Linked DNA regions of Homo sapiens: region 2 is linked to region 1. Evidence: chromatin loops called from intact Hi-C (ENCODE). Cell type or tissue: PC-3. All regions are shown on one strand.

What was found. Peaks named below come from ENCODE experiments on the same cell type or tissue, not always from the same donor. Only the 100,000 strongest peaks of a DNase experiment are listed, where the experiment ranks them.
Region 2: a loop joins it to region 1, with 7 times the contacts of the local background. A loop is called at or near these places in 36 of 110 quality-filtered maps.

The regions. Positions count from the first base shown.
Region 1 is chr12:58,341,651-58,349,650 of GRCh38, forward strand. No RefSeq gene overlaps it. Among named protein-coding and RNA genes, the nearest start is that of LINC02403, 260 kb to the left of the region's middle. In PC-3, a CTCF peak has its summit at 4,580 (motif pointing right); a DNase peak (open chromatin) is centred at 4,611; H3K27ac peaks cover 882 bases.
Region 2 is chr12:58,528,680-58,536,679 of GRCh38, forward strand. No RefSeq gene overlaps it. Among named protein-coding and RNA genes, the nearest start is that of LINC02388, 250 kb to the right of the region's middle. In PC-3, no CTCF peak of the experiment used is centred here; DNase peaks (open chromatin) are centred at 782, 1,442, 2,172 and 4,662; H3K4me3 peaks cover 907 bases; H3K27ac peaks cover 5,740 bases.

The DNA.
Region 1 (8,000 bases):
TTGCTCTAAATGGCACCTTGGCTATAGTTCTTAGAGAAAAGATGTCTTTTTCTTTTTACATCCCAGGGCTACATTTTTACCTTTTTGTTTTAATCGAGGTTGTATGAGGAAAATAGTTTTCTCTTTGAAATGTATCCATTGACTTGGCACCTAACTAATCCAGTTTATTCTGTGTGTCTAGGCAATATTCTGTGCATCTCAGTGAAAAGGTTATCTGCACTAATAGATCTTTGGCAAACTTCTGCTGGTGTTCACTGCTTAGGTAGTGGAAGACTAGAGGACAATGTGTATGCATGTTTTGGTGCTGAGAGTTTTCCATGAACAGATGGCAAAGCGATAAACTAAAAACATATGCACTGCATTGTAAACATTTCCTCCTGAGTGATTTGGCAGACTGACAATTATCAGACAAGAAAAGTGAGGTTGTTCAGAGCCATAGGAAAAATTTAATCCTTGAAAACAAGGAACTAGGCAGGAAGTTATTTGCATATTTAACTCTCAAAACGAAGAAGTGAGTTCCTCCAACTAAGATGTTATTTTTTAACTCAACTGTGGGAGACCGATGATTTGTATCAGTTTGGGGTTTGATATCTTCCTTTAATTACTCCAGAGTCTTCTGCACAGGTTTCTTTAAGAAGTTTGTTAAATAATTTATTTTTAAGTTTTATCTCGTCTCAGAAAATACAGAGTGCTTTAATAGGGGCTGCTTTGGGGGACTCCCAAAGTAGGCCTTTCCTGAAAGAACTTTCTGAAGTAGACTCAGGAAGATCTGAAGAAAGAGACTTAGACGCTGAGTTTCGGTTTTCTAAGGAAAGCTTCACAAAAGATCAAAGGAAGGGACAGGTTCCAAGAAGGATTTCTCTGAACAACCAGTCAGAGCAGCGAGGTCATTTTCCCTGTGGGCTACCCTTGCCCCTGGTCCTCTTTAGATCTGGCACCTGAGGCTCACATCAGTTCGGAGCTCCTTTTGGCATCCCTCTGGGAAGGTACTGAGCGTTCTGTCTCCTCCATGTCACCACTACTTTCCCATGGAGCAATGTCTACCTCCCAGTGAGCTGTTTCTCCGTGGTGAAGCCCACTTGGTGATGGGTGCACCATCTTGTTCTGGGCGTCTTCTAAGGCCATGTGGCATCACACAAACCACAGTGTGATGGTGACATGGGCTTAAGAAGAAGCCCATGTGGAACAAGATGAAAATTAACCTCCAGTAAACAAAATAATGGCAAAGAGGAGAGACAGTGTGTCAAAGAGCATGTGGGCAGATTCTCATGAGAACTGCAATGAGGAGGATGACACATCTCTGCCAGTCCTCTGGCACCCACAACAGCTGGCTCTAGTGACCACTTCTAAGTGGAGAGGAAAAGAACTTTTTAAAACATTTATAGACTTTGTAGAGCGATTATAGGTTTACAGAAAAAAGATAGAAAGAACAGGGAGTTCCTACATACTGTGTCCCCTCCCTGCAATTTCCCTCTTGTTAACGTATTGCATTGGTGTGCTACATTTGCTACAATTGATGAGCCAATATTGATAGATTATTATTAAACTAAAATCCATAGTTTACATTAGAGTTCACTGTTTATGTTACAAAATTCTATGGCTTTTGCCAGATGCCTAATGATATGTTTTTACCACTTTAGTATCACATAGAATAGTTTAATTGTCCTAAAAATCCTTTGTACTCTCTCTATACAATTTGTTCTTCCACCCCTCACCTACCAACCCCTGGCAACCGCGAATCACTGATTCTTTTACTACCTCTATAGCTTTGCTTGTTCCAGAATGCCAGATAGCTGGAATCATACAGTTTCAGACTGGTTTCTTTTACTTAGCAATATGAATTTGGGTTTCATCTGTGTCTTTTTGTGGCTTGATAACTCCTTTCTTTTTATGACTGAATAATATTCAGTTTTATGAATGTACCACATTTTGTTTATCCATTTACCTACTGAAGGTCAACTTGTTTGCTTCTGATTTTGGCAATTATGAATAAACTGCTATTGAGATCGGTATGCAGTTTTTTGTGGATGCAAATTTTCAGCTTATTTGGGTAAGTACCAAGAAATACAATGCTGGATAGTATGTTAAGAATATATTTAGTTTTGTACAAAACTGACAAATTGTCTCCCAAAGTAGCTGTACCATTTTGCATTCTCACTGGCAATGGATGAAGGTTCCCAGTGCTCCACTTCCTCACATCCTCACCAGCATTTGGTGTTGTCGATGTTTTGGGTCTTAGTCATTCCTATAGGTATGTAGTGGTATCTCATTGTTGTTTTAATTCACATTTCCCTGATGTGAAATGTGCTTATTTGCCATCCATATATCTTCTTTTGTGAGACGTCTGTTCAGATCCTGCCCACTCTTTAATGGGGTTGTTTGTCTTCTTATTGTTGAATTTTAAAGAGTTATCTGTATATTTTAAATACAAGCCCTTTATTAGATTTGTGTTTTGCAAATATATCTCCCAGCAGGCATGTTTCTCCTAGCCTATTGCTTGTATTTTTGTTTTCTTAACAGTATCTTTTAGAGCAGGAGTTTTTAATTTGGAAGTTTTTGGGGGGGGACGTGTTGAAATAGTAGAGGTGCCAAAGTAGTTGTGGTTGGTGAGGGAAGAAGAGGAGAGATGAAGAAGGAATTTTAAAAGAGTATTGCTGTGACCTACATACTTCCTTCAGAATATTTGAGAAATGCAAGTAAAGAACTTGAGTGAGTCTGAACCCACGTTGTGGTTGTTGGACTGTACTTGAATATGAGGACTCGGCACCTGAACTGCGTGGGCACAGCTTTCCTGTGCTCTGTGACTCTGGGTGGCTGGATATGAGCATCACATAAACATATGCGAAGGGCATAAGGCAATTTGTAGGGGTGCTGTAAATGTGAGTGTGCTCTGTATAGGAACACTGTGGGCACATGGGACTGCCTGAGAGCAGTCCGGACAAAACCAAGGCCACTCCAAGGGGCCTCGTTGCTGCTCTTGTTCTGACTCCACCTCTTTCATTCCTCTGCATTGAAAGGGAAAGAGAGGAGTCAACCTCACTGCAATTTTATTTTATTTCATTTTTTATACTTTCAACTTGTATTTCAGATTCAGGGGGTGCAGGTGCAGATTTGTTACATGGCGTATTGCATGATGCTGAGGTTTGGGGTGTGATTGATCCCATCACCCAGGCTCACTGCAATTTTATCAAGGCTAGTTCAGAAGCTTTATTCTTGGTATCATAGTTTCCAGCTACATGAGTTTCACATACATGAGGAAATTGTGGGTTGAGGAGTCTGAAAGAATTTAAAGCCATTAATTGCGATTGTAATTAATTCAGAGGCCAATATCCTATATTTGTGATCGTTAAGACAGAGTCTTGATTGAAGTGCAGTATCGCACTCTCTTTAATAAAAGGGTTTTCTTTTTCTAAGTAAGGGAATAGATTAAACATGATGGTAAGGGATAAGATTTTCTCACTTAAGAAAATGCAGTCCACGCAGGACAACTGATCAGGTTCAAATCTTGTCTTTTCCACTTACTGGCCAATATTTACCTCCTTTGAGCCTCTCAGGTTTCTCATCTTAAAATGGCATCAGTGACATTACTGCAATTGCAAGGCTGGGCTGAGTAACTGAAACAAAGCACATGAACCTCCTGGCACCATGACTGGGAGGGGGATGATGCTCTGCACCTGTTCTTTTCACCCCCTTCGTGTTACAAGAAGTGTGCTCTCCCAAGTCCTCTGCTGGAACAATCTACTCTCCATCCTTTAGAGAAAACCCTGTGAATTCCTGCTTCTGTAATTTTGCTTATTATTCCTTCTATCTTGTATATATCTTCCTTCTCCTCTTCAACTCTCCAATCCTTTGACGGCTTCACTAGTTGCTTTTCTGGAGGGCTGGGATGCTTTCCCCTTTCTCATCTCCTTAGTCAGTCATGGCATTTGGTACCCATTGCAGTGCACTGCCTCGTGTTGTTCATATGCATGTGCCTTTCAATCATCTCGATCATATCCCTCCAGCATCACTTCTTTTGTCAGCATCACCTTTTTTGTTGGGTCCTTCATGGTGTCCTTTTAATATCAGCAAATCGAATGTAGTAGATGCTCATTTAATAATCGATATTTGGATTACAAATCATCTCAATGAGTTTAGTAAGTTGCCCTAGAACCTTCCTTACTATGCAATGCTTTGTTAATTCTATTTGGATTCCTTTGCAAAATGTTTGTTTCTTTTAAAGTTTTTTTTAGAAAAAAGAAAGATTAAGTAAACTGTGGCTCATCAAAAAAGGTGCTTGGGAAGATTTTTTTTTAATACCATAGGGTAATACTTGTGTTGTCATGTTAAAATTAAATTGGAGCATGTAAAAGTATGCATATAGCATGATTACAACCACATATTCTATAGTTTAAAACAACTCTGAAACTGCTAGCAACTAAAAAATCAGGTCCAAGCATAAATATGAATTCTTTTTTGGGGCTAGAATAACTATTATTTTCTTTCCATTTTATTTGTAGAAAGAATGTTTTTATGGGCAAAATCATTCTCTGCATGGTTAACTACTTGCTGTGAATGAAGACCTATTCTGCTTCTTTCCACTAGAGGTCACTGTGGTTCTTTAGTTATTTTTTTCCGTTTGGCATCCCTGTTAGCAGGGCTAAAAGGATTCTGTCACGGTTATTATTTTTAGCAAAGTTAAGAGAAATGTTAAAATGATAGTCTCCTTTTTTAAATACAAAGAAACATTTTCCGGAGCAATTGTACTTCTTTTCAGATTTCGTTTTCCAGGCCATAACTATCAGAAACATTTCTATTTTACATTGGCGACCCCAATTTAATTTATTAGCGTGAAACATTATCACTATACCATTTATTCTGCTATTAAAACAGAATTGCACCCATGCTTTCTATGTGTGAAAAAATAGAAGACTAACCCTTTCTATTTCTGGTTCAGCTTTATTTTTTCGAAGATTGTTTCCCAGCAGTACAGAAACATGGTTTCTAGAAGAACTTGTTAGTCATGGAGTATTAAAATCGATTAATGACACATGAGATGTGCACATATAAGCACCATTTTGAAGGTGAATGCAGGATATCCAACAAATTCTACCAATAAACTACTGTGTCTTTAAAAGAATTTCTCCCTGGTAAATTCAGTAGGAATACAGGCTATGTTTTTCTGTTTGAAAAATGATTAAATATTAAGAATTAGAAAAAGGAAATATAGCTCCAAATATTAGTAGGATGCATGCTGAGTGTAACATCATCCAAAATGTCTAAGCAACATGATAACCAAGGTCCTTGGTTTTCCTACCGGAGTCAAGTCCATTTCACTATAAACCAAGAAGCTCTACATTTTATAATGTTTGGAAAACCCTTATTTTTCCTTCTCATTCTCTTTTTGCTATTTGCAGCCTTGAAAAATGGGGTCCCAATCACCTCACAAGACCATATTTATTTTTCATAGTCTGGGCTATTTGGTTCCTGTTGTGTTCTTATTCCTAGGGCATTCTTGCTAAATTCACAGTAATTTCCCCCAATTCAAATTGTGTCTCAATAAATTTCAAAGTTGATTATCCATTATTTATTATGGACCCTAAATTTAGCAGTACTAGAGAGATTTGGATATGAGTGGCATTTTGGAAACCCACCGACCACTCCAGCAATCTACAATATGCTTTGAAAAATCTGCACAACTTTTGCTCCCGTCTTCTGACTAGAATGCACAGCTCCAGTTCCCTAAGTTTGCTGAACATGCTGAGGCCCAGGCTGTAAGCAGCAGATGAGGCTGACTGCAATGGGGCATCCTGCTGCAGTTTGAAGCCTTTCTTTTTCATTTCCTGCAAACCCAATCTCTGTTCTTGCTTTTGGAGGCAACTTTTACAACTGGGTATCTCTAAAGTGGAATAATTAATAATTGTCTTGATACAATTAACAAAAGATAACTGGCTGGCTATGACTTTTTTTTTGAAAAGCACTTTCTTTTTTTCCTTCAAAGGGTGTTTTCACCTTTCTGTCTTTAATCCAGAGTCCTCCAAGGCTATTTAGAAATATTATTTCCTTGGGGCTCTCTGCCGTTGTGGTTTCTATTACCTAGTCCAGTATTTCTCAAACTTGTAAATAATATACTTGGAAATGCATATTTTTGGCAGGGAAGGAAGTATGTCAGGGTGGTTTTGGAGTCAGAAAAACCTGCTTTTGAGCCTTACTTCTACAACTTACTAGCCATATGACTTTCAAGCTTTATAACCTCATTAAATTAATTTTGGGATCTTTTTTATTAAAATGAAGATACAAACAATGGTAAATAGGATAATGTGTATAAAATGAATAGTACCGTGTCTGACACATGATAAATACTCAACATGTGGTAGGGATTAATAGTAGTTCAGTTGAACCTTGAACAAAAGGGATTTGAACTGTCTTGAGTCCATTTATACATGGATATTTTTCAATAAATATATTGGAAAGTTTTTGGAGATTTGCAATGATTTGAAAAACCTTGCAGATGAGCTGTATAGCCTAGAAATATTGAAAAAAAATTAAGAAAAACTTAAGTATGTGATGAATGCATAGAATATATGTGGATACGAGAATATTTTATCATTTGCTACCATAAAGTACATACAATTTAGTCTATTATAAAAAGTTGAAATTTATCAAAACTTATGCATACAAACTTACAGACTGTACAAGGCACCATTCCAAGTCCAGAGAAATGTAAACAAACGTAAAGATGCAGCATTAAATCACAACTGCATAAAATTAACCATAGTACATACTTCAGAACTGTAATAATTTCGTAGCTCCCTCCTGTTGCTATTGCAGTGGGCTCAAGTGTTGCAAGTATCTGCTTAAAATACTGTGTGGCTAATCATCTCCAGTAAGTTGCATATCACAGTAAAGTGTGACCTGTTACAGTTCTTGTGTATTTTTCATCATGTTTAGTGCAACCTTGTAAACCTTAAGTCACATCGTGGGACCCACACAAAGTGCCACTAATGATGCTGGAGGTGCTCACAAGAAGCAGATAAAAGTTATGACGTTACAAGAAAAAGCTGGATTTCTTGATATGTACCACAGATTGAGGGCTGCAGCTGCAGTTGATGCTATTTCAAGATAAATGAATCTAGCATAACAATTATTGCAAAAAGTCAAAAAGAAAATTCCTGAAGCCATTACTGTGGCTATGCCAGCAGACACAAAAACCTTGTACATTTTTTGAAATACCTTATAATCTCCTATTAAAAATGGAGCTTTTATGTGGGTGTTAAGATTGCTATAAGAAAGACATACCTATAGAATCTAATGTGATTCGAGAAAAAGCAAAGTTATGTGACAAAGTAAAGGAAGGTGAAAGATCTAAAGATAGAGAATTTAATGCCAGCAAAGGATGGTTTGATAATTTTAGAAAGAGGCATGGCTTTAAAAATGTCAAGATAACAGGAGAAGCAGCTTCTGCCGACCAAGAGGCAACAGACAAGAGTTCCCAGACACGATTGAGAAAATCATTAAGGATAAAGGATAGCTGCCTGAACAGGCTTCTAATGCAGACAAAAGTGCCCTATTCTGGGGGGAAAAATGCCACAAAGAACACTTATTAGTAAGGAAGGGAAGTGAGTACCAAGGTTTAAGGCAGGAAGGAATAGGTTAACTTTATTGTTTGTGCAGATGCAGTTGGGTTTATGATAAGGACTACACTTATCTATAAAGCTGTTAACGTTTGAGCCTTGAAGGGAAAAATAAACACCAGCTGCTGGTCTTTTGGTTGCACAGCAAGAAGGCCTGGACAATGAGAAACCTTTTTCTGAATCGATTGCATCAATGCTTTGTCCCTGAAGTCAGGAAGTACCTTGCCAGTAAGGGCTGCCTTTTAAAGTTCTTTTGATATTGGATAATGCTCTTGGCCTCCCCAAATCCCATGAGTTCATCCCCAAAGGAGTCAAAGTGGTCTGATTGCCCCCAAACATAACGTCCTAATTCAGCCTCTAGATCAGGGGTCATAAGGACCTTTATGG
Region 2 (8,000 bases), 190 kb after region 1:
GGGTTCTCTGTCAACAGCCTTTGGACCTGGTCTAGAACTTCTAAGCCAGGAGCTGCCCCCACAGTGAGAGGTGGACAGTCCAGCCAGATTCTTTTCACCCCTATCAGGTCAGACAGTTTCAAATCTTGCTGTAACACCAAATTCACCCATGGGAACCTATAAAACAAAGGGAAATGAGGAAGGTAACTTTTATTATAAGACTGTTTGGAGTCTGCAGAAATAGAATGAAGACTACAGTGGAACAGAGATCTCACAGTAACTGAGCAGGCTTTCCTGACTCTGTCCTAACAACTGGCCACTATTTTGAGGTGAAAAATGGTCTCGAGCAGAGAGATGTCTCAGATGACTATGTATATAGTTGATTCCCATTATTTGAGAAATTGGTATTTGTAAGTTTTCCTACTTGCTAAAATTTATTCATAACCCCAAGATCAACACTATTAGTGCTTTCATGGCCATTCAAGGACATGTGCAGAGCAGGAAGAATTTGAGTCATCTGAAGCACATGTTCCCAGCTGAGGTCAAGCAAGGCAATGCTCTGTCTTCTTGTTTATCTTTTATATTGTAAACAAGAGTCCTTTTCTCAGTCTATTGAGTGCCATTTTTTCACATTTGTGCTTACTTGTCGGTGATTTCAGTGTTTAAAATTGTCCCCAAGTGTAGTGCAGAAGTGTTGTCTATTGTTCCTCAGTGGAAGAAGACTGTAATGTGCCTTACAGAGAAAATACATGTGTTAAATAAATTTCATTCAGGCATGAGTCATGGTGCTGGTGGCTGAGTTCAATGTTAATGAGTCAACACTATATATTAAATAAGATGTATTTAAACAGAGACACATGAAACAAGGTTCACAAAAGTGTGACTAGAGGCTTGCAGGAACCTAACACTGTACTTCCCCTAGGAGCAATGGTTTAGTATTTGCTTATTCAGCATTTGTGGTGACTTTATAGAAAACAACAAGAATGAATAATGAGAACTGAGTTGTTTTTTTTGTTTTGTTTTTTAAAAGCAGTCATTTGTAAATCTATTCATATCACATTAAGCACAGTCTGGAAAGAAAATGGTGGTATTTATACAATCTCTAATGAATACAATAAACAAATGTAATTCTTCATAAGACAAAATAATTGTTTACAACTAATTAAAGCCTACTTACCTTCATCGAGATTTAATTTCTCTGTTTGCAAACAATATTAAATTTCAAGGCAAAGAAACAAAGGAAGGCCACCTCTTAATCCACCCCTGCATTTGTGGAGAACAAGGCTATTCCATTTACCATAGAGCTTTGTGAAACATTCATAATTCATAGAAGGGGCCATCTGAAAGCATTTCCCAGAATTGTCACAAAATTCTGCCAGCTCCTGCAGTGATGAAAACGTACAGTCTTGTGAATATGATTAAGGTGCATTGGAATCTAAGGAAACCATCCAATAGCCACTTTGCTCTCTTCACGCTCTTGGAATGTAGTCTCTGGAAGAAAGTCAGTTCTGACAGATGATTTCATGGTGTTTTACTCAGTGTGGGATGTACTTTAGAAGCAGTATATCAAAACCTTGACCTTTATTTCATTTTTTTCTTTATTGTTGATTTAGAAGATTAAAGGCATTCCAAAATCTTTTTCTAAATGTCTTCTCATATATGCAACAAAAAGGATTCAGAAAGGATTTGACACACAATGTAGAAGCATAAATCAGCCAAGGGGAGGATATTTGCAAATTGCTCTCCCCGTTATAATTTCATCTCATTAGGGAAGAAGGGACAGGTGGGTGTGCTAGCAGTTACAGATCAGGAATTGCATTTTCTTTCTAGATTGGTGAGGGATCGTATGGTATGAAACCCCCTTCTGAGAAAGCTATGCAGGTTTTTTATTACACATAAAAATCCTCCTCTGGTGGATTTTTGCAGTTTACAGAAAATGTGTAAACCGAAATTAGAAACTGCTTAGCTTTTACATTTTACTGACTTCTTGGGTTTAGTGTAAAAAAAGAAAGTGAAGGGATTCATGGTACAATTTTTATTTCCTTGATGGATTAAGATGAACATACGGTCTAAAGTAAATTTGTAAAATATATGTATTTAGTCACTGATGTCTAGAATATTTGATAGACCAAGGATGAAGGCATGTGGTCTAGGAGCTGTAAGACCTAATGAGTAATATTTGTGGTCACATTTGTATAACTCTATTGCTAACAAAGCCTGCTTTCTAAATACAGATGTCTTATGTTCAACTCTGAGGTTTTCTGACAATGAACAGGGTAAGTATAATAATCTCAGAATATGCAAGAATATGACAATGAGTATGTGCAGTCATTTAATATTATCGTTTCATCATTTTAATAGCCCTGTGGAGATATCAGTAAACAAGTATTTATTCAGTGCCGCCTTTAAACAATTTTATTTTTTTTATTGTGACAAAACATGCATAACATTTTAACCATTTTAAAGTGTACAGTTCTATGGCATTAAGAGCACTCAAAATGTTGTGCAACCTTCACCATTATCCAGTTCTAGAACTGTTTCATCTTTCCAAATGGAAACTCAGAACCCATTAAACAATAACTCCCCATTTCCCTCTCCTCCAAGACCCTAGTAACCTTTATGCTGCTTTCTGTCTCTATGACTTTGCCCACTCTGGATACCTCATATTAGTGGAATCATACAATATTTATCTCTTTGTAACTGGCTTATTTCACTTGGCATGATGTTTCCAAGGTATATCCGTGTTGTAGCCTGTATCAGAACTTCATTCCTTGTTAAAGCTGAATGAACAATTAAATTTTCCAGGATCCACTAGTGTTTCAGACACTATTCTAGACCTGAGTTTCTTACTGGGAAATCTTTCTGTTTATATTTTTCCCCATGGTGTCCACACTCTGGGAACATGATCACTTTATCCTGACTCCTGGCTTCTAGACAGGACAATGTCTTTTTCTTTCTCAGGTCCAAATTCAAATGACTACTCTTTGAATAAGACTATAAATATGTAATTATCAATAATCTATACTAATCACTACAAAGTAGCATACCCAACAATGCTGTGAAATGCAATCATAGTGATGTCTTTAAACCAGTGCTTCCAAGGGGCATGTTTAATGGCATGGCAAAGGAAGTGCCACGGTACTGCATGCAGGAGACAGCTACTTTCAATTTATACCATCAGGTAGTGACTTTTTCTACTAAGTGCAATAAATCAAACTTCTCTCTCTTTCTAGGAAGAGACAGAGAGGAGCAAAGCAAACCAAAAAGATTATTCCCATGATTAAAAAAGCAGACAACCAATATTTCTCCGAGTATATTGGAAGGAGGAATCTCCATGGAATCCAAATAATAAAGATGACATATTTCAACAAATTTATAAGCAGACATTAAAGCCTGAGACCAGATACAAAGATGCAACCATCCTTATACAAAACATCGTGGAAAACACAAGAGTAGAAGCCTAACTGGGACTATGTAAAGACAAAAAATGTTCCAGCAGGCCCAGAAGAGGATTCTCTTGACCTTAATGGCTAAGTTTTCATTTAAGTTCCTAGAATGTAGAAACTAGAATTTGATTGCAGAGCACTATAATAATATTTGAAGTCTGTTGTATTATTCCAGGCTTTATTAACAATAGAGCAAGTGTATTTTAATTACATACTATTGGCCTAGTAACTCTTCATGCATGTTTGTTGTATTCAGAAAGTCCCAAGTTAATTAATTCCTCTGGGTCAGTGTCTCTCAAACTTTAGTACATATTAGAATCACTTGGAGGGCTTGTTAAAACATAGATTTCTGGGATCCATCCCCAGAATTTCTGAATCATTGTGTGGAGTGGAGCCTGAGATTGGCATTTCTGAACAGTTCCCAGGTGATGCCAAGGCTGCCTGCCTGGGGGCCATATTTTAAGAACTGTTAGGTATATTTAGGTATATGTTAGATACCTGGATTGGATGAGTTGAACTTCAGTTAAGATTGTGATAAGCAGACTACATTTCAAATCTTCTCATCTTTTCCATCTGTGTTTTTACTTACCATTACTATCCAATCCTCCATCAGTTTCGCCTGAAGTACAAGAGCCTCCAAACTGGTCTCCAACATCCTTTCTTGCCTTCCTCCAATTTATCCTCTACAGAGCAGCCAGGATTATATTTTTAAAGCCTAAATCAGATCATTTTACTCTCTTGCTTAAAGCTCTTTGAACACTTTTAGTAGCACGAACTCCATAACACCCAGTCTTTGACCCGTGGCTCTCCAGGGCTTGCGTGATTTGGTCCCTGCCCATCTTTCTATCTTCATCTCCATCTCCTGCCTTCCTCCCTGTGATTCACTAAGCTTTTGTCACACTGACATGCTTTCAGCTCCTTCAAACACACCAACATTTTCTCCCTTGAGATTTTTAACCCCCACCCCCTGGCATGCCCTTTGCTGCCATAACCTCTCTTCATCTACTCTATGTCTGGCTAGATCTTCCTTTTCTTTCAGATGTCAGCTTAAATATTATCTACACAAAAACATCTTTTTTGATCATACACAATTAAAGTATGTCCCTCCTTTTATCCTGTTTCTTATTAGACTTTATTATATTCTTTTATTGCCTTTACCACAGTTGTTTACTTTTCTCATTAGGCTCTAACTTGCTTGAGAATGGGACCATGTCAACACAGTGCCCGAGAGACACTAAGTATTTGATTTGTTGAATCACTGAAGACATAAGAGCAAACAAGCTGTTACTGAGTAATATTTATTCCCTGGGTTCAACTAGAGTAAGGATCCTGTCACTTGGGATGTTGAAACTTCAATTAATGCTACTGATGACTTTGCTCTGAGTTCTACCCATCTTTCCATCCCTGACTTGTGAAATTTTTGGTGGCCACCTTCAGCATGATTAGTATTAAGTCACAAGGCTTCACACCATTGCTTCAGTTCTACCTCATGCTATTCCAAAGAGCCTCCTGAGAGGGCTTCCCTAAGAGCTGAGAAAATTGAGAGGCTTTGATTAAATCAGAGTGTGTCCAGAACTAGAGAAGAAATTATCCTTTGGCAGTTTAGACTACATCAAAGACCACATTAGGATATTGTATTTAGTTTGGTATAAAGAAAAGTTGGAGCCTATTCAATAGAAGGAAGCCAGTACAGTCCAGAATTTGCGAAGTCTGTCACAGGAAGAGCAGTGAATAACTGGGAGAAACCTGGGAAGGAAGAAGCTGTCATCTTGGGAAAGAATGAAGCTTGTACTAACTTGTCCTAGAGGGGATGGCATATATTAGACAGAAGTTATAGGGAAGTGGATTTTGAGTCAACATAAGAAGGCATTTTCAACAAGTAGAGTTGTTGATAAATAGAATGAATTTACCTTGTGAGTGAAATTCTCTCATAACTGGAAGTGTTCAGACAGAAACAGTGAAAAAGGTGAGAGGAAGAAGGGAATTAACATTTACTGTGAACCAGTTATTTTACCTATATAGTTATATGGAGGAAATCTTATTTTCCTGGCAGAAGACTTTTCCAAATCTGTACTATCTTCCTGGTGGAGGTGATATTTCGAGATGCCTCTTGGATTGGGTGTGGTGGGTGAGATGCTCACAGAACATGTTCGAGGCAGAGTAGATGATCGTGGCTCAGTTGACCAACAAGCTTTTATTTTGCTGAATTTTATTTGTAAACTGAAGAGATAACTCAATATTTCAAAATAATCAAAGAAGGGTGAGGAAGATTTTTAGGGAGATTAATTTAGGGAAGAAAACAATGTGAGACGGGGTAGCTGCCAGAGGAGAGAAATTCTGAGGGAACAACAGAGATACTTGATGGGAATTTGATGATGTTTCTGCTGTGGGTCTACAATATAAAATCATTTTTCCCCCCATCTCCCCATATAATTTCTGCAAAATATATATTTCTTTGTTAATGAACTGTGGCTTTGGCTACATTTTGTAGAAATCAATAAATACTAAATTTAGCCCTAAAACTGGTTCACAGCAACCACGGTGGACCATGGAAAAACACACCTGTGTCACACATCTCAATTCTCATAGCAACAGGATGCAGCGAGCAATTGTGTCTTCATATACAGATGAAGAAAATGAGGTCCAGGGAAATCGAAATCAGTAGGTTATTTATCTTATTTATTCTGTAACAGAGGCAACTTGAAAGAAATTCATTCCTTGGATGTAAGTGCACTGAAATGGCTTCCGGGATGTGAGAATGGACACACATTGGTGTGTATTGAATCAAATCTGCCAGATTATCTTCAATATCTTTTATTTCTTAAAATTTCATGGAGCAGGAAAGAGTGTCCAAGAGTGATCTCTCTGATAATACATGAACAAAGAGTTGTAGTAGTGATGCAAATAGAGATTACGAGGTAGTGACTTCGTAGGACTGGATGCTATAGACAGGGCTGGCTTTGTGTGTGAGTCCAGTTCAGTCATACAAAACCCATGCTTATAAGAAGCCTACACTTGATTTAGTGCTCTGCTGTTGCTATCTTGAAATTCTTAATAATTTTAAATTTTTAATAATTTTTGAATAAGGAGTCTTGCATTTTTATTTGCACTGAGCCCACAAATTATATAGCTGATCCTGGCTACAGTCAAAGAAGTTTTATACCTGGTACTGGCATATTATCCAAGGAGCCTGACAATGTTTTAGAGGCCGCAGAATCTTGATCTTAGAAGGGAACTTGGCCTAGCACCCAATTTAGTAGTTTTCACTACTCTCTATTTAGCAGAATCACCTAAAGAACTTTTGAAAAATATGTATATCTGTGTCCCAAACCCCAAAATCCCAGATTTAATTGGTGTGGGTGGGACATCATCTTTTTTTAAAAGCTCTCCAGCTTATTCTGAAAACTACTGACCTAATTCATTGGTACCTACTATTGGTACCTACTATATAGTTATGCCTGATTTGTTAAACTTCATTTACTCATTCACCAAATGTTGACTAAGTTTCTACTATGTGTAGAACATTGTAATAAGTTTTATAGGGCATAGGTAGATGAATAAACAAAGGTCATTGCCATCAAGAATCTAATAATATAACACATTTTCTAAGTGCTTTGACCTCCCAGTCCATCTCTCTGGTTCTCTTGCTTCCTTCCTCTCTCTTTCCAGACTGAGTCTTTAGCATCATTATACAACTTCTTTTCCCTGAAAGGTCCAAAAGCTTTAAATAATGTAACTTTTTTTCTCATCAAAATGTTTGGGCTCCCAATGTAATCCACATCCCTGCCTCTAGGTACTACTATACTCCTAGAGAACTGGCGTATACATTTATAAAGGCCCATTGTTAGAAGAAATTTACTTTGACAATAAGCAGCCCCAATCTTTATAGGCATGTTTCAGAGCAAAGCTCACTCATTTTGTCTCCTACAAGAGCTCCTCATCATCACCACCTGGGTTGTAATTGAAAGTTTAGGTGTGTTTTGCAGTCATTTTCCTTGGCATGAAGCCAGCAGGGAATGTCCTCCAATAATATAAATGCAACGTGGGTGTGGCACAGCCCATATTTTTAATCTCAAAAGGAGTGTTTATTGTTAACATTTGGGAGGATGGAGGATAGGGAATTAATTCTTTGTGTTTCTCTTTCTTGGGTATTTTCTTAGCTACAGGAGCCATGAAAGGCTCTTGCTGTGACCAAAAACCAATTATAAATCTGTTTAGGAATTCATTTTTCATCTATTCCTAGCCCCACATTCCCTGAATCCCCACACTAGTTTAGGATTCATGACCATCCCTTTCTGAGGACCTCCTGCCTCGGCCACAAGTACTATGGGGAACACTCACAGCTTCTTCATGAAGGATTATTTAGAGCTCTAATGCCTGTGAAAGGAATAGTTTTACTTAATTCTTGGTCATGCAGGGAGTGGGCCTATAGTTTTAGGGCTTTGAAGAAGAGTCTACTGGGTGAATGTCCTCTCTCCTCAATCACCACCTTCTTTACACATATCTTTTTATACGGCCTGCAGTCAAATACTTCAAACCCTCACCTGGGAAACTCAACTATATTCAACAGTAGGA